Regions from separate parts of the Homo sapiens genome. Here region 1 is linked to region 2. Evidence: chromatin loops called from intact Hi-C (ENCODE). Cell type or tissue: HepG2. All regions are shown on one strand. Each heading gives the region's core, and the rest is flanking DNA. Links, peaks and the distances in the headings are about the cores only. Region 1 overlaps TULP4 (TUB like protein 4). Region 2 has its middle 69 kb from the start of TULP4.

Region 1 (8,331 bases), core at 128-8,127, 150 kb before region 2:
GAAATAAAACAAAAACTGTCTGGCACACAGAAAGATTCAATAAGCGTTATGTATGATTATTTTTTACGTAAAGGTACACATATATGAAGTGCCTGATCTCCCAGCAGCTGGACTTGAAATATGCTCTCAGGCAGTATGGTCTGAGGCCAGCATTTACCACCACCAGTAAGTACACTTCACTGATTCTAACTCAAGTGTGGTCCTTGGACTAGCAGCAGCACCTGCGAGCTTGTTAAAATGCAGAACTTCAGGCTCTACTCCAGTTCCAGTGAATCAGGACCTGCATGTGAACAGGTATTTCACATACACATTGAAGTTTTCAAGGCAATGAACTAAAGGAGAACTAAAAGTCCAAATCATTGGCTGTAACATCATGTAAAATGCTGAAACAGAACTCAGCTGAGGATGAATGGCAAGTGCTTCCTTCCTCAGGTCACTGGATTAGCTGTTCAGCATCTGTAAAAACAAGTGAGATGAAAACTGCCAAGGGTTAGCAAGATAAGCCCATAAGGTCATTCACTGCCTAGAAACAACAATTCTTGCCTCTGCCCTTTTTTCTATTACTTCAAAAGTCCTAAAATAAACTACCAATCTTCAGACTCCTCACTACATTAGGATTTAATCTATATAGCTGCAAAACTGAGGCAGAGAAAAGCATCTATTTTATAAGTGAAAACATCAATCCCTGTAAAAGGAAGTTACTGGCAGTTGCATACACCTGTATCCACACAACGTTCACACACATACACACACAAATCCAGGCTCTTTCTCCCTCAGAAAATGTCTGACAACTCTAAGAGAAAAATAACCCGCACCTCAGACTAATACACTGGCTTGTCACTTAGGGAGTGGCAAAGTCATTTTACCAAAACAAAGCAAATACCAGTACACTGAGAGGTCACATTGGTTTTGTAATTTTGTCAAGGCATTTAAAGATAAGAAAATTCTATTAATGGAAAACAGTTTTATTGAATCTATAGTGGTGGTTCTTACAGAAGAACAATTGAATTTTGTACAAATTGCCTTTCCACCTTAACTAATTATACTAAGCTGCTGTCTCCTATGACCACCTCCTCCACCTCAGAAAGTCTTTTTTAAAAATTAGTAAGAAGGGAAAGGCTGGCATTTGCAGCAATGCAGGCCAGTGCTAAACAGAAGCATCCTCTGACTTCATCGTGAGGTGGAGGCCTTCAAAACCCCAGTGGACAGAGTAAGTGCCCATGCTCCTTCCTCATAGGGCTCACTCCTTAAGGGTAGTGAACTGGGTGAGGGCTGGAGCTTACTCCAGAGATCACAGTGGGTGGGTGAGGAGGAGGGGGAAAGGGGGGACATTGTGAACTAGCCAACAGGAGCCTGCTTGCTCTGGTTGGTAGCTTGGTTTGGAGAACTGCTAAATCTCTTCCCACACCTTGTATGTACTAGGGGATTTATAGTACACAGATAGACTAATGACTGTGGGTTCCAAAAGTATCAGCCACAGTACCCGCTGAAAGAGGCAAAAGGCCTATGGCTGGTATGCTGGGGGCACCAGGTACCTGAGGCATCAGCCCTGCACTGCTAGTGTCTATGGGAGAAAGGCCCAGCACAGACCTATTGTTTTATGGTGCTGTCCTCACTGCCTTACAAAACATCTGTATCTATCCTGTTTTCAGCCTTTTTACTTTCAAATTTCCATAATATATGAAAAAATAGGAGGCCATTAATATATTTTATATACCAAAATAAACCTACTATTTTCAATTAGGTAGGAGCTTAAGATTGCCAATCTACAGAAGCTACATCAGAATTTCACCTTGGCCCAGCTCACCTGTAACTCATACCAGCCCCAGGAACAGGTAAATTGGTTTTGCAGGGTTGAGGCTAAAGGATGACACCACTATCAATCACGAAGAGGCTATGTTTTGCTGCAATGACAAACAATGCCCCAGATCTCACTGGCTTAAAATAGCCAAGGCTTATTTTTTAATCATGCTTCACGGCCACGTGGGCCGGCTGAGGCTCTGTTCTACACTATCTTCACTCAGGCACATGAGTGGGAGAGCCTTTAGTACAGGGGTGTCCAATCTTTTGGTTTCCCTGGGCCACACTGGAAGAAGAATTGTCTTGGGCCACACATCAAAAACAATAGCTGATGACAAAAAACAAACAAACAAACAAACAAAACACCTAACAATAGCTGATGACCTAAAAAAAAAAAATTGCAAAAAAAACTCAATGTTTTAAGAAAGTTTACGAATTTGTGTTGGGCTGCATGAGGCCCACAGGTTGGACAGACTTGCTCTAGTACCTCTTCTGCAGTACCAGGAAGAGGGAGAATGGACACTCAGGCAGAGATTTACAAGGTCTCCACGCATACTCTATTGGACAAGGCCAATTAGCTAAAAACATCTAACCTGACAGGAAAGGAGAAGTGTGATGGTATCCTGTGCCTGGATAGGGGAGAACTAGACAAGTCAGAGTAACAGCACAAGTGACCACATGCTTCCATCCCAGATTCCAGCAGGTACCTGTGACCCTGGCCAGGACTGACCCTTGCCCCTCACTCAAGGGAGTTTCCATAAACTGCTGTCAGATGGACAGACACTTGCTGGTGGTGGTCTTCCAGGGCCATTTCCCATGGATTCCCTCTGGTTGCTCACTACCTGGTTGTCTGTTTCTGCCTAAAATTCACCTTACTATTGAAAATCTCTCTCCTGCTGAGCAAACCTTCTCACCTTCCATAACTGCATCAGCTATTCAATCTCATCATGATCCACTTCCCCACATCCCTAGTTAATGTCATGTAAAACCACGCAGCCCGCCTCTTCCAGCTGCACTCTCATCAGATTACACAGAATAGCCTCCACCGATTTCTCGGGATTCCGAGTGCCAGAACTTGGGGGGAAAGTACATACATTTCTTTAGGGAAGTTAAACCTTTCCTCCTTGTGACTATTTAAATGAAATATCTTAAGTTATATTACAATGTGTATGTATCTGTATAGAAAGCAGCCTAAGAGACATCAATCTGTAAACACTGGTTATTTCTAGGAAGTGGGGTTATGATGGAGTTTTACCTTCTTTTTATGCATTTTACACTTTAAAAATATATATTATTTATATGCTTTCATATATGTAATTACATAAAAATTAGAGAATGCTACATTAAATTCTGTCCATTTGGTATATTTTCTGAGGATCAACTTCATACTAATTAATTCCTTGTATATATATTATTTCCTCCACACTACCTTCTTAAAGTACTGCACCTGAGGTAAGGAAACCAAAAGTTGATTATGTTACTTATTTGATTTGATAAAATGGACCACTGCCTCAAAGAAAACACGCACGGTTTAAGCTCTGTGTAAATATTTCTTCATTGCCTGACTGAATTGCTTTTACGCAAGGGTGATACTAGCCGAGAGAATGCAAGTGACAAGCTGACAAAGAGAGCAGGACAAAAAAGAAGAGCCAACCTGGGTTCTGCCCTCGACATGAGAGAATAGAGGTTGGGGAGAGGAAATACAAAGAACAACAATAATAATAATGGCAGCTAATATTTACTAGGTACAAACACTCTGCTTGGTTCTCTACTAACATTATTGCATATATTTTCTCATTGAACTACGAAGATTATTCAAAATAGCAGGAACTATTTTCCCTACTTTTAGCACTGAGAAAACTGAGGCACAGGAAAATTTCATAATCACAGCTGTTAAATGGTGGAGCCAGGCAATCTGGGTCAAGAGCTCATGGCCCTTAGCATTACACTAACTCACTCGACATCGTATTTCATATTAACTCTAGGAGGACTGTGCAACGTATAAAAATACCAAACCATAGCAAAATCCAGCATAAAACAGAATTGTAGTACATCTTTGAAAAATGACAGACTTCTAAACTTTGAGGCAACGGAAAAAAAAAAATCAAAGAAAAACAGGCTCAACTAGAACTGCATAAATTTAGGTCTGTGGTAGACACTCGTTGTTTCCACATGTTCCCACTCTTGGCTTCCACAACAGAAACAGTGACCCCTAGTCCATCCCAGGTGCTTCTGCCATGACCCCCCCCCCGCCCATCACTTTACCTCAGGGCCAGCCAGCTACATGGAGGACTATGACTCAGGCCAGCCAATCAGGTCTTCCTTTTTTTTTTTTTTTTAGACAGAGTTTTGCTCTTGTTGCCCAGGCTGGAGTGAAATGGCACGCTCTCAGCTCACCACAACCTCCGCCTCCCAGGTTCAAGCGATTCTCCTGCCTCAGCCTCCTGAGTAGCTGGGATTACAGGCAAGTACCACCATGCCCAGCTAATTTTTGTATTTTTAGTAGAGATGGGGTTTCTCCATGCTGGTCAGGCTGGTCTCAAACTCCCGACCTTAGGTGATCCGCCTGCCTCAGCCTCCCAAAGTGCTGGGATTACAGGCATGAGCCACCGTGCCCGGCCAGGTCTTCCATACTTCTACTGACAGTGACTGTTCCAAGGAGTGAGCCACTGGAATCACTGCTGAAATTTTACAGATCAACCCAGGGAAACATGGGATGGTATGGTTTGAATATTTGTCCCCTCCAAAACTCATGATGAAATGTAATCCCCTGATATGATTTGGATTTGTGTCCCCGCCCAAATCTCATGTCAAATTGGAGGAGGGACCTGGTGGGAGGTGACTGGATCATGGGGGCGGATTTCCCTCTTGCTGTTCCCATGACAGTGAGTTCTCACGAGATCTGATGATTTAAAAGTGTGTGGCACTTCCTGCTTGGGTCTCTCTCTTCTACCACCATGTGAAGAACCTTCCTTCCCCTTTGCCTTCCAACTGCATGATTTCAAGTATCCTGAGGCCTCCCAGTCATCCTTCCTATTAAGCCTGTGGAATTGTGAGGCAATTAAATCTCTTTTCTTCATAAATTACCCTGCCTCAGGTAGTTCCTTTTTTTTTTTTTTTTTTTTTTTTTTTTGAGACAGAGCCTTGCTCAGTTGCCCAGGCTGGAGTGCAGTAGCACAATCTGGGTTCACTGCAAGCTCCGCCTCCCGGGTTCACGCCATTCTCCTGCCTCAGCCTCCCAAGCAGCTGGGACTACAGGCGCCCGCCACCACGTCCGGCTAATTTTTTTTTTGTATTTTTAGTAGAGACAGGGTTTCACCATGTTAGCCAGGATGGTCTCGATCTCCTGACTTCGTGATCTGCCCGCCTCAGCCTTCCAAAGTGCTGGGATTACAGGTGTGAGCCACCGCGCCCAGCCATGCAGGTAGTTCTTTATAGCAGTATAACAATGGAAGTAATACAGAAAATCGGTACCAGGAGTGGGGCATTGCTATGAAGATACCTGAAAATGTGGAAGCGACTTCGAAACTGGGTAATAGGCAAAGGTTAGAACAGTTTGGAGGGCTCAGAAGACAGGAGGATTGTGGGAAAGTTTGGAACTTCCTAGAGACTTGCTCAACAGTTTTAACCAAAATGCTGATAGTGATACCGACAATAAAATCCAGGCTGAGGTTGTCTCAGATGGAGATGAAGAACTTACTGGGAAATGGAGCAAAGGTAACTCTTGCTATGCTTTAGCAAAGAGACTGGAGGCATTGTGCCTCTGCTCTAGGGAACTGTGGAACTTTGAACTTGAGAGAGATGATTAGGGTATCTGCCAGAAGAAATTTCTAAGCAGCAAAGCAGTCAAGATGTAGCCTGGCTGCTCCTAACAGCATGAAGTCATATGTGTTCATAAAAAGATGGTCTGAAAATGGAACTTATGTTTAAAAGGGAAGCAGAGCATAAAAGTTTGGAAAAATTGCAGTCTGGCCATGTGGTAGAAAGGAAAAACCCATTTTCTGGGGAGAAATTCAAGCTGCCAGCTATAGAAATTTGCATAAGTAAAGAGGAGCTGAATGTTAATCGCCAAGACGATGGGGAAAATGTCTCCAGGTCATTTCAGATATTTTCCCTGCAGCCCGTCCTATCACAGCTCTGGAGGCCTAGGAAGAAAAAATGAATTAGTGGGCTGGGCCCAGGGTCCCTGCTGCTCTGTGCAGCCTTACGACATGGCACCCTGTGTCCCAGCCGCTCTAGCTCCAGTTGTAGCTAAAAGGGGCCAAGGTACAGCTCAGGCTGTTGCTTCAGAGGGAACAAGCCCAAAGCCTCAGTAGCTTCTATATGATGTTGGGCCTATGGGTGCACAGAAGGCAATAGTTGAGGTCTGGAAACCTCTGCCTAGATTTCAGAGGATGTATGGAAATGCCTGGATGTCCAGGGAGAAGTCTGCTGCAGGAGTGGAGCCCTTATGGAGAACCTTTACTAAGGCAATGTGAGGGGAAATGTGGGGTTGGAGCCCACACAGAGTCCCCACTGGGGCACTGCCTGGTGAAGCTGTGAGAAGAGGGCCACCATCCTCTAGACCCCAGAATGGTAGGTCCACCGACAGCTTGTACCATGTACCTGAAAAAGCCACAGACACTCAACACCAGTCCATGAAAGCAGCCATGGGGGCTGTACCCTACAGAGCCACAGGGGCAGACCTGCCCAAAGCCTTGGGAGCCCACCTCTTGCATCAGCATGCCCTGGATATGAGACATGGAGTCAAAGGAGATTATTTTGGAGCTTTAAGATTTAATGGCTGTTCTGCTGGGTTTCAGTCTTGCATGGGGCCTGTAGCCCCTTTGTTTTGGCCAATTTTTCCCATTTGGATCAAGAGCATTTACCCAATAAATGTACCCCCACTGTATCTTGGAAGTAACTCACTTGTTGTTGATTTTTTTTTTTTTTTTAAATACAGACAGAGTCTCACTCTGTCACCCAGGCTGGAGTGCCTGTAATCCTAGCTATTCAGGAGGCTGAGGCAGGAGAATCGCTTGAACCCAGAAGGTGGAGGTTGCAGCAAGCCGAGATCACGCCACTGCACTCCAGCCTGGCAATGGAGCGAGACTCCATCTCAAAAAAAAAAAAAAAAAAAAAAAAAGAAATACAAATTTAAACAATAGGTACAGTGGCAGTGTAGGAAGGTGGCGGTGTACCCAGCATTCAATCCCAAAATGCTTCACCACTCAGCCGCCATAGTCCCCTCAAAATCCCCTTCGTCTGCCTCTGCTGATTTCCACCCCTTGTAGTCAGCATCAGCTGTGTGACCTGAGGCTGGCCCCTGAGATGTGAGCAGATATCTGCTGACACCACCCTATCCTGCTTTCTCCTGCCTTTAACACTATGGTCGAGCTATGGCAGTCATCTTGTGATTATGAGAAAAAAGCCGGGAGAATCAGAGATGCTGCCTTGAGCTTATGACAAATGGTAGCAGCCACCTGCCTCTGGGCTTCCTATTATGTGATTCAAATTCCTATTTGCATAAGCTACAGGTAGGCAAATATTCTGTTACTTCATGATGTGGTTTGGCTGTGTCTCCACCCAAATCTCATCTTGAATTCCCACGTGTTGTGGGAGGGACCTAGTGGGAGGTAACAGAATCATGGGGGCAGAATCATGGGGGCACTTCTTTCCCATGCTGTTGTCGTGATAGTGAATAAGTCTCATGAGATCTGATGGTTTTAAAAAGATTAGTTCCCCTGCACAAGCTCTCTCTCTTTGCTTGCTGCCATCCATGTAAGACATGACTTGCTCCTCCTTGCCTTCTGCTGTGATTGTGAGGCCTCCCTAGCCATGTGGAATGGTAAGTCCATTAAACCTTTCTTTTGTAAACTGCCCAGTCTAGGGTATGTCTTTCGTTTTCAGCAGCATGAAAATGAACTAATACATTTCATTCATTTAACAGCGTGAAAATGGACTAATATACTTCATAACATTTAACATTATTTACTAAGTGCCTGCCACATTCCAGGCACTAAGAAAAAAGAAGTGAGCAAAGCAGAAAAGACCAGCTCTGGTGTGGCTTCCTTACATCTCAGAGGAAAGCATGCTTAGCCACTAGAGGTAACATTAGGTGGCTCTCCATAAGTAAAATGAATGACAATAACAACACAAAGTTATTGTAAGATATAACAGCCATATCTGATGCTAGCAAAGACATGATAAAACTTCTGTCTTCAAATACAGCAGTAAGCAAACAGGTGGCATGTACCAAAGTAGCCCGTCCCTATTCACAATTCATTCTCCTTAATTGAGGGATTCCATGTTTATGACACTAGGTATGAAACGTCATTTGAAAGCCCCTGCCACTCAGACTGCCCAGTCTATTTTAAATTTTGTCTTAGTGAAAAATGTCACTGCTAAGAGAAAAATACTTTAAAAATTAGTCACCAACTTTGCCTTTGTAGGTTTGAATTCACTAAGAGCACCCTCATACACTACAGTTGACAATAAACCATGGTTAACAATGAACTGGCCTAAGTCATGGCTCCCTGCCTTTGCCCTGGG
Region 2 (8,331 bases), core at 277-8,276:
GAAACTAATAAAAGAAACATCCAGTAGGATGAAAAAATTCTGAACCTAGTGACAACACTCTATAACATTTAAGTAGAATTCAAAATTGCTGAGCAACAGTTTTGGAAAGCAGATACGAATGAGTCTTTAGAATGTAGTGTTCCAACTAGTAACTAGCTGGATCAATAGCTGAAACATACAAATAAAAGCTGTAAGACTTCATAGCTTTCTTTCATAAAAATCTTAAAAAATGTTTCATAAACCATGATTGACTTAAAGGATCAAATTCTTAGACTTAACCAGACATTAATAGATTAGACTCTACAAGCACTTTATCCCAGGGGATCTAATATGCCCATTACAAACTGGGATACATGTTAAAACTACAAAAGGAAGAAACAGTAGAAATAATGGTAATAACCTAATACCCCATGTAACATGTTTCCAAATCCTTTCCCATCCATTACAGTCTAAATTGAGTCTTTAATTTTTAAAAAGTGAGAAATCAGTATCTTACATTATAGTGTGTATCTTTTGCAAAGCTCTCTCAAATCCATTTTGACTCTAATTGTGTTTCTGATTAAAAATAATAACAGTGAGAAAGATGTTCAAATAAATCTATATCCTCTGCACAGCACTGCTGCACACCTACAGAATAACTTCCTACACTCTATAACCTACCACACCATTACTGTTGGAGCTTTCCATAAATACTACATTTCAATTCTATTCTTAAAATACTCTTTATCTCACGGGTGAGTATCCTTGACACCACATAAGTATAGAGACTGTTATTTCTGCTTACATTAGAAAAAATAACTGATTCTAAATTAGCCATATTTAAAAGGAAAAAGGGCATAAATTTTTAAATCCATGAATTCAAAATTTTAATTTTCACCAATTATATTCTATGAAAGCAAGAAACCAAGTAGAGCTGACTCACTGGTATAGATCCTACCATGGTAAAGAGATGGTTAAAAGGAAAAGAAAGCATTTATTTATCAGAGTTTGCAGTCATTTTATAGAGATGTGATTAATGTTTCTGAGCAAATAATGTATTTAATTTTTTTTTTTTTTTTGAGATGGAGTCTCACTTTGTCGCCCAGGCTGGAGTGCAGTGGTGCGATCTCAGCTCACTGCAAGCTCCGCCTCCTGGGTTCACGCCATTCTCCTGCCTCAGCCTCCTGAGTAGCTGGGACTACAGGCGCCTGCCACCACGCCCGGCTAATCCTTTTTTGTATTTTTAGTAGAGACTGGGTTTCACCGTGGTCTCGATCTCCTGACCTCGTAATCCACCCACCTCAGCCTCCCAAAGTGCTGGGATTACAGGCATGAGCCACCATGCCCGGCCCAGATGTATTTAATTTTAGCTAAATAGGTAGTGAGCATCTATCTCCTTGTCTTCCTGGAATGTCTTCCCCTTTCTTTAGTTAAAATAACCTCAACTCTCCTTGTGAGTCCGTCCCCATTCTATATGGTCTTTATAGAAATCTCAATTGAGAACAATACACACACACACACACACACACACACACACACACACACACCCCTAAGGGGTAGGCAAATTACTCACGGTCAATCATATGCTCAGTCCAGGAAATTTGAATCTTATGACAGGAGAATTAAACCAGTTGGTGCAGTCTTTGAGACCATGGTTACCTAAACAAACATCTATTAGGTGGTTTCTGGAGCTTAGATCCTCTCGGCTCAGCCTTCAAAGCCTAGTTGTTCAGCATCTTCTGTGCCTATATGTTTCCAAGTGCTGTGCCTATGTTTATGTAACCTATCTTTTTCACTCAATATTATGGGTACCTTCCCAGATTGGTTGCTATAAATGCATGTCATCACTTTCAATGGCTGCATGCAAGGAAGGTAATATAATCCATTTAAATAATTCCTTGTCTAAGGTTATTTCCTATTCTTTACTATGTACATATATCTGTTCTAACATTTCCTACTATTTCTTCAGAATAAATTCCTACTAAATGTGGACTTTCTGGGTAGAAGGCTATGCACACTTTGCATTGTGATATCTAACAGCAGCTATCTGGACTGAGTGCATCAATGTCTACATAGGCTATCTGAGAGGACATACCTCCCTTCATCTGCACCAGCACCGAGAATTACCATCATCCTTATCATTCCCTTTCCACACCAGGAGATGCCCAAATAATAAGATCAGCAAGAGAAGGAACAGCAGAAGTCATCATAACATGATACTTTATATTAAACTTTACCAAATCATTTCAAATCCATAAAGGACTAAATTGGGTCTAGGCCGGGTGCGGTGGCTCACACCTGTAACCCCAACACTTCGGGAGGGCAAGGCAGGAGGATCCCTTGAGCCCAGGAGTTCAAGACCAGCCTGGGCAACATAGTGAGGCTTCATCCCTAAAAAAAAAAAAAAAAAATTTAATTGACCAGGTGTGGTGATATGTGCCCGTAGTCCCAGCTACTCAGAAGGCTAAGGGAGGAGGATTGCTTGAACCTGGGAGGCCAGGCTGCAGTAAGCATGATCGCACCACTGCACTCCAGCCTGGGTGACAAAGTAAGACCCTGTCTCCAAAAAAATAAAAAAATTGTGTCTAAATTATATTGCCAACATAATCACTGAAAAATGCTGTCTTAAGTCTGCTCAGGCTGCGATAAAACCATAAACTGAGTGGCTTAAACAACAGAAATTTATTTTGTTTCTTTTATGTTTTTAGTTTTTTTATTATTATTTAAATAAAAAATAAATAAATAGAGACAAAGTCTCGCTATGTTGCCCAGGCTGGTCTCAAACTCCTGTGCTCAAGTGATCGTCTCACCTCAGCCTCCCAAAGTGCTAGGACTACAGGCATGAGCCACCATGCCCGGCCACAACAGAAATTTATTTCTCGAAGTTCTGGAGGCTAAAAGTCTAAGATCAAGGTACCAGCAAGGTAGGTTTCATTCTCAGGCTTTTTTTCCTCCCTTGTAGGCAGCTGCCATCCTGCTGTGTGCTCACATGGGGAGAAAAAAAGCAAGCCTCCTGGTGTCTCTTCTTCTAAGGACACTAAGCCCATATGAAGGCCCCACACTCATGACCTCATCTAACCTTAATTACCTCCTACAGACCCCACTTCCAAATACTATCACATTGGGACTTAGGGCTTCAACATATGAACGGGGGTAGGGGGACTCAAACACTCAGTCCACAACAAATGGTATCTACTTTAGCTCTGAATTCTATTTATTTAATGACTAGTAAAACTGAACATTTTGTTTATTGCACATTTAGGTTTTTTTTCTTTTAAAAATGGTCTGCTCTGATTTCATGTCTGAAACAGAAAGTATACAGGACGAACCTGAAACATCTCATCATATCGTAAAGCAAGGAAGCTATGAGATTACTAGAGACGTGTCAGAAGGACTCAGGTGCCAGCCTAAATAAGCCTACACTGCCCAAAGAGGGAGCAATTTGAGCATCGAAAGGACAGTAACTGCAATGGACTGAAACACACCACGTATGCTAAAATAGGCGTTCATAATGTTATGCGAAAAAATTTAAAACCCTCAACCATCACCACTGGAGGATGCTAGGGGACCAAATCATAACTTTGAAAACTGGTAAATCAAGGGAAATAATCAGACACTTTTCAAACCCTTCCTATACACTCTATACCTCAAGGTAACCAAATAATTGACAAAGGAGAATTTCTACACACACACACACACACACACACACACACACACACACACCTATTTCAGCTAATAACTAAATGACAGGATGTAACCATATTGTAATCCCTCCTGAACTCATAGACCAAGTTAACATTCAAGAATGGTTGCTAGTATCACAAAAAGAAAGAAAGAAGACTTCCTGATGAAAATAATCCTGCCCTCACAAAAAAATAAAATTGGATTCTTTTGATTTAGCCTCTACAATGAACTACCAATGTACAGGAAACACAAGAAATAAAATAACATATTTTACATTACAAGGATGCAAAGAATAAAATTCAGTTTCTTCAATAAAGAGTTGCAAAGAAAAAAAAAGATAGAGAACCTATAGGTTAAAAGAGACTTTAAACCATCCAACTGCAATGTATGGACCTTATTTGCATCTTAATTCAAACAATCATATATATATATATGATATGATATAAACACACACACACACACGTACACGCCCATACACACACATACATACACACAAATATATACTGCAGTCAAGGAGTATTGATTGGATATCTGATGATACTAAGAAAAAATTTTTAAGGTAAGATAATAGTATTGTAATTATTTTAAGGGGTCTTTTTCTTTTGGAGACATGTACTAAAATATTTACAGACAAAATTATATGACAGCTTGATTTGCTTTAAAATAATCCAAGTGGAGGGACGTGAGAGGTATTGCTCAAACAAAACTGGTAACGTTTTAAAATTGCCAAAGCTGGGCAAGATACAGTGCTTTATTACACCAGTCTCCACTGTTAGCAATGTTTTAAAATTTCCATGATAGGCCGGGTGCGGTGGCTCACGTCTGCAATCCCAGCACTTTGGGAGGCCGAGGCGGGCGGATCACGAAGTCAGGAGTTCGAGACCAGCCTAGCCAACATAGTGAAACCCTGTCTCTACTAAAAACAACAAAAAAATTAGCCGGGTGTTGTGGTGGGCACCTGTAATCCCAGCTACTTGGGAAGCTGGGGCAAGGAGAATCACTTGAACCCGGGAGGCGAAGGTTGCAGTGAGCCAAGATTGCGCCACTGCACTCCAGCCTGGGCGACAGTGAGCAGCAGGGTGGAGTTTCAGTGCCTGTGCTGTGTGGAGTGAAGTGAACCGGTACGGCCAGAACAGCAACTTCCTGTGTGCTCTCAAGCCTGTCAATAAGATACTGCAGATCCACAAAGATGATGTAACTGGCCTGCATTGTAAAGTGATATGCCTTATCCAGAAAGGAAGTTTCAGAGAAGCCTTGAATGTCATCAATACTTGCACCAAACTGTTAGCCAATAACTCTCTCTCCTTTGAAAAGGCATATTGCGAGTACAGGCTCAACAGAATTGAGAATGTCTTGAAGACAGTAGAAAGTACCAACCGGCAGACAGACAAACTGAAGGAGCTTTATGGATAAGTGTTACACCGTTTGGAACACTATGATGAATGCTTAGTGGCATAAAGAGATCTCGTCCGAAACTCCCACGATGCTTATGATGAGGAGAGGAAAACAAACCCTTCAGCAGTTGTTGCAGCTCAAAGCAATTGGGAAAAAGTGGCTCCAGAGAGCCTGGGCTTCCAAGAAGGCACACATGAGCTGTGCTAAACACTGCATGTGCACTGATAGACCACGGCCAGCTGAACCAGGCCATGAACATCCTACAAAAAGCTGAAGGTCTTTGCCACCATTCATTATCAGAAGACACTGATGAGACTGAGGAAGACCCACAGGCAGGACTGGCCATCACTTATGGTCAGATGGCCTATATTCTGCAGCTTCAGGGTCAAACAGAGGAGGCTCTGCAACTTTACAATCAAATACTACTACTAAAACCAACGGATGTAGGGTTACTAGATGTAATTGCAAATAACATCATTACCATTAACAAGGACCAAAATGTCTTTGACTCCAAGAAGAAAGTGAAATTAACCAATGCGGAAAGAGTAGAGTTTAAGCTTTCCAAGAAACAACTACAAGCTATAGAATTTAACAAAGCTGGCCTGGCGCGGTGGCTCATGCCTGTAATCCCAGCACTTTGGGAGGCGGAGGCAGGCAGATCACAAGGTCAGGAGTTCGAGACCAGCCTGGCCAATACGGTAAAACCCCGTCTCTACTAAAAATACAAAAATTAGCTGGGCGTGATGGTGCGTGCCTGTAGTCCCGGCTACTCGGGAGGCTGAGGCAGAAGAATCGCTTGAACCAGAGACGCAGAGGTTGCGGTGAGCCAAGGTCACGCCACTGCACTCCAGCCTGGGTGACAGAGCGAGACACCATCTCAAAAAAAAAACAATTTCACGCCTGACTGGTTTTGGTGGAGACGGGGTTTCGCTGTATTGGCCGGGCGGTCTCCAGCCCCTAACCGCGAGTGATCCGCCAGCCTTGGCCTCCCGAGGTGCCGGGATTGCAGACGGAGTCTCGTTCACTCAGTGCTCAATGGTGCCCAGGCTGGAGTGCAGTGGCGTGATCTCAGCTCACTACAACCTACACCTCCCAGCCGCCTGCCTTGGCCTCCCAAAGTGCCGAGATTGCAGCCTCTGCCCGGCCGCCACCCCGTCTGGGAAGTGAGGAGTGTCTGCCTGGCCGCCCATCATCTGGGATGTGAGGAGCCCCTCTGCCTGGCTGCCCAGTCTGGAAAGTGAGGAGCGTCTCCGCCCGGCCGCCATCCCATCTAGGAAGTGAGGAGCGCCTCTTCCCAGCCGCCATCACATCTAGGAAGTGAGGAGCGTCTCTGCCCGGCCGCCCATCGTCTGAGATGTGGGGAGCGCCTCTGCCCCGCCGCCCCCTCTGGGACGTGAGGAGCGCCTCTGCCCGGCCGAGACCCCGTCTGGGAGGTGAGGAGCGTCTCTACCCGGCCGCCCCATCTGAGAAGTGAGGAGACCCTCTGCCTGGCAACCACCCCGTCTGAGAAGTGAGGAGCCCCTCCGCCCGGCAGCTGCCCTGACTGAGAAGTGAGGAGCCTCTCCGCCCGGCAGCCACCCGATCTGGGAAGTGAGGAGCGTCTCCGCCCGGCAGCCACCCCGTCCGGGAGGGAGGTGGGGGGTCAGCCCCCCCGCCCAGCCAGCCATGCCATCCGGGAGGGAGGTGGGGGGTTCAGCCCCCCGCCTGGCCAGCCGTGCCGACCGGGAGGGAGGTGGGGGGGTCAGCCCCCCGCCCGGCCAGCCGCCCCGTCCGGGAGGGAGGTGGGGGGGGTCAGCCCCCCGCCTGGCCAGCTGCCCCGTCTGGGAGGGAGGTGGGGGGGTCAGCCTCCACCCGGCCAGCCGCCCCGTCTGGGAGGTGAGGGGCGCCTCTGCCCGGCCGCCCCTACTGGGAAGTGAGGAGCCCCTCTGCCCGGCCAGCCGCCCCCGTCCGGGAGGGAGGTGGGGGGGTCAGCCCCCCGCCCGGCCAGCCGCCCTGTCCGGGAGGGAGGTGGGGGGGTCAGCCTTCCGCCCAGCCAGCCGCCCCGTCTGGGAGGTGAGGGGCGCCTCTGCCCGGCCGCCCCTACTGGGAAGTGAGGAGCCCCTCTGCCCGGCCAGCCGCCCGGTCCGGGAGGGAGGTGGGGGAGTCAGCCCCCCGCCCGGCCAGCCGCCCCGTCCGGGAGGTGAGGGGCGCCTCTGCCCGGCCACCCCTACTGGGAAGTGAGGAGCCCCTCTGCCCGGCCAGCCGCCCCGTCCGGGAGGGAGGTGGGGGGGTCAGCCCCCCGCCCGGCCAGCCGCCCTGTCCGGGAGGGAGGTGGGGGGGACAGCCCTCCGCCCGGCCAGCCGCCCCGTCTGGGAGGTGAGGGGCGCCTCTGCCCGGCCGCCCCTACTGGGAAGTGAGGAGCCCCTCTGCCCGGCCAGCCGCCCCGTCCGGGAGGGAGGTGGGGGGGTCAGCCCCCCGCCCGGCCAGCCGCCCCGTCCGGGAGGGAGGTGGGGGGGTCAGCCCCCCGCCCAGCCAGCCGCCCCGTCCGGGAGGGAGGTGGGGGGGGTCAGCCCCCCTGCCCGGCCAGCCGCCCCGTCCGGGAGGTGAGGGGCGCCTCTGCCCGGCCGCCCCTACTGGGAAGTGAGGAGCCCCTCTGCCCGGCCAGCCGCCCCGTCCGGGAGGGAGGTGGGGGGGTCAGCCCCCCGCCCGGCCAGCCGCCCTGTCCGGGAGGGAGGTGGGGGGGTCAGCCCTCCGCCCGGCCAGCCGCCCCGTCTGGGAGGTGAGGGGCGCCTCTGCCCGGCCGCCCCTACTGGGAAGTGAGGAGCCCCTCTGCCCGGCCAGCCGCCCGGTCCGGGAGGGAGGTGGGGGGGTCAGCCCCCCACCCGGCCAGCCGCCCCGTCCGGGAGGGAGGTGGGGGGGGTCAGCCCCCCTGCCCGGCCAGCCGCCCCGTCCGGGAGGTGAGGGGCGCCTCTGCCCGGCTGCCCTTACTGGGAAGTGAGGAGCCCCTCTGCCCGGCCAGCCTCCCCGTCCGGGAGGGAGGTGGGGGGGTCAGCCCCCCACCCGGCCAGCCGCCCCGTCCGGGAGGGAGGTGGGGGGGTCAGCCCCCCGCCCGGCCAGCCGCCCCGTCCGGGAGGGAGGTGGGGGGTGTCAGCCCCCCTGCCCGGCCAGCCGCCCCGTCCGGGAGGTGAGGGGCGCCTCTGCCCGGCCGCCCCTACTGGGAAGTGAGGAGCCCCTCTGCCCGGCCAGCCGCCCGGTCCGGGAGGGAGGTGGGGGGGTCAGCCCCCCGCCCGGCCA

Evidence for each region. Peaks named below come from ENCODE experiments on the same cell type or tissue, not always from the same donor. Only the 100,000 strongest peaks of a DNase experiment are listed, where the experiment ranks them.
Region 1: a loop joins it to region 2, with 2.7 times the contacts of the local background. A loop is called at or near these places in 12 of 110 quality-filtered maps.

What each region holds. Positions count from the first base shown.
Region 1 is chr6:158,391,389-158,399,719 of GRCh38, reverse strand. All of the region lies in intron 1 of TULP4 (TUB like protein 4), which reads right to left. Among named protein-coding and RNA genes, the nearest start is that of SNORA116, 73 kb to the right of the region's middle. In HepG2, for the core only: no CTCF peak of the experiment used is centred there; a DNase peak (open chromatin) is centred at 3,369.
Region 2 is chr6:158,239,219-158,247,549 of GRCh38, reverse strand. It overlaps a transcript of TULP4 not described here and the pseudogene SRP72P2. Among named protein-coding and RNA genes, the nearest start is that of TULP4, 69 kb to the left of the region's middle. RefSeq lists enhancers at 4,578-4,627, 5,028-5,097, 5,208-5,317. In HepG2, for the core only: no CTCF peak of the experiment used is centred there; a DNase peak (open chromatin) is centred at 4,809.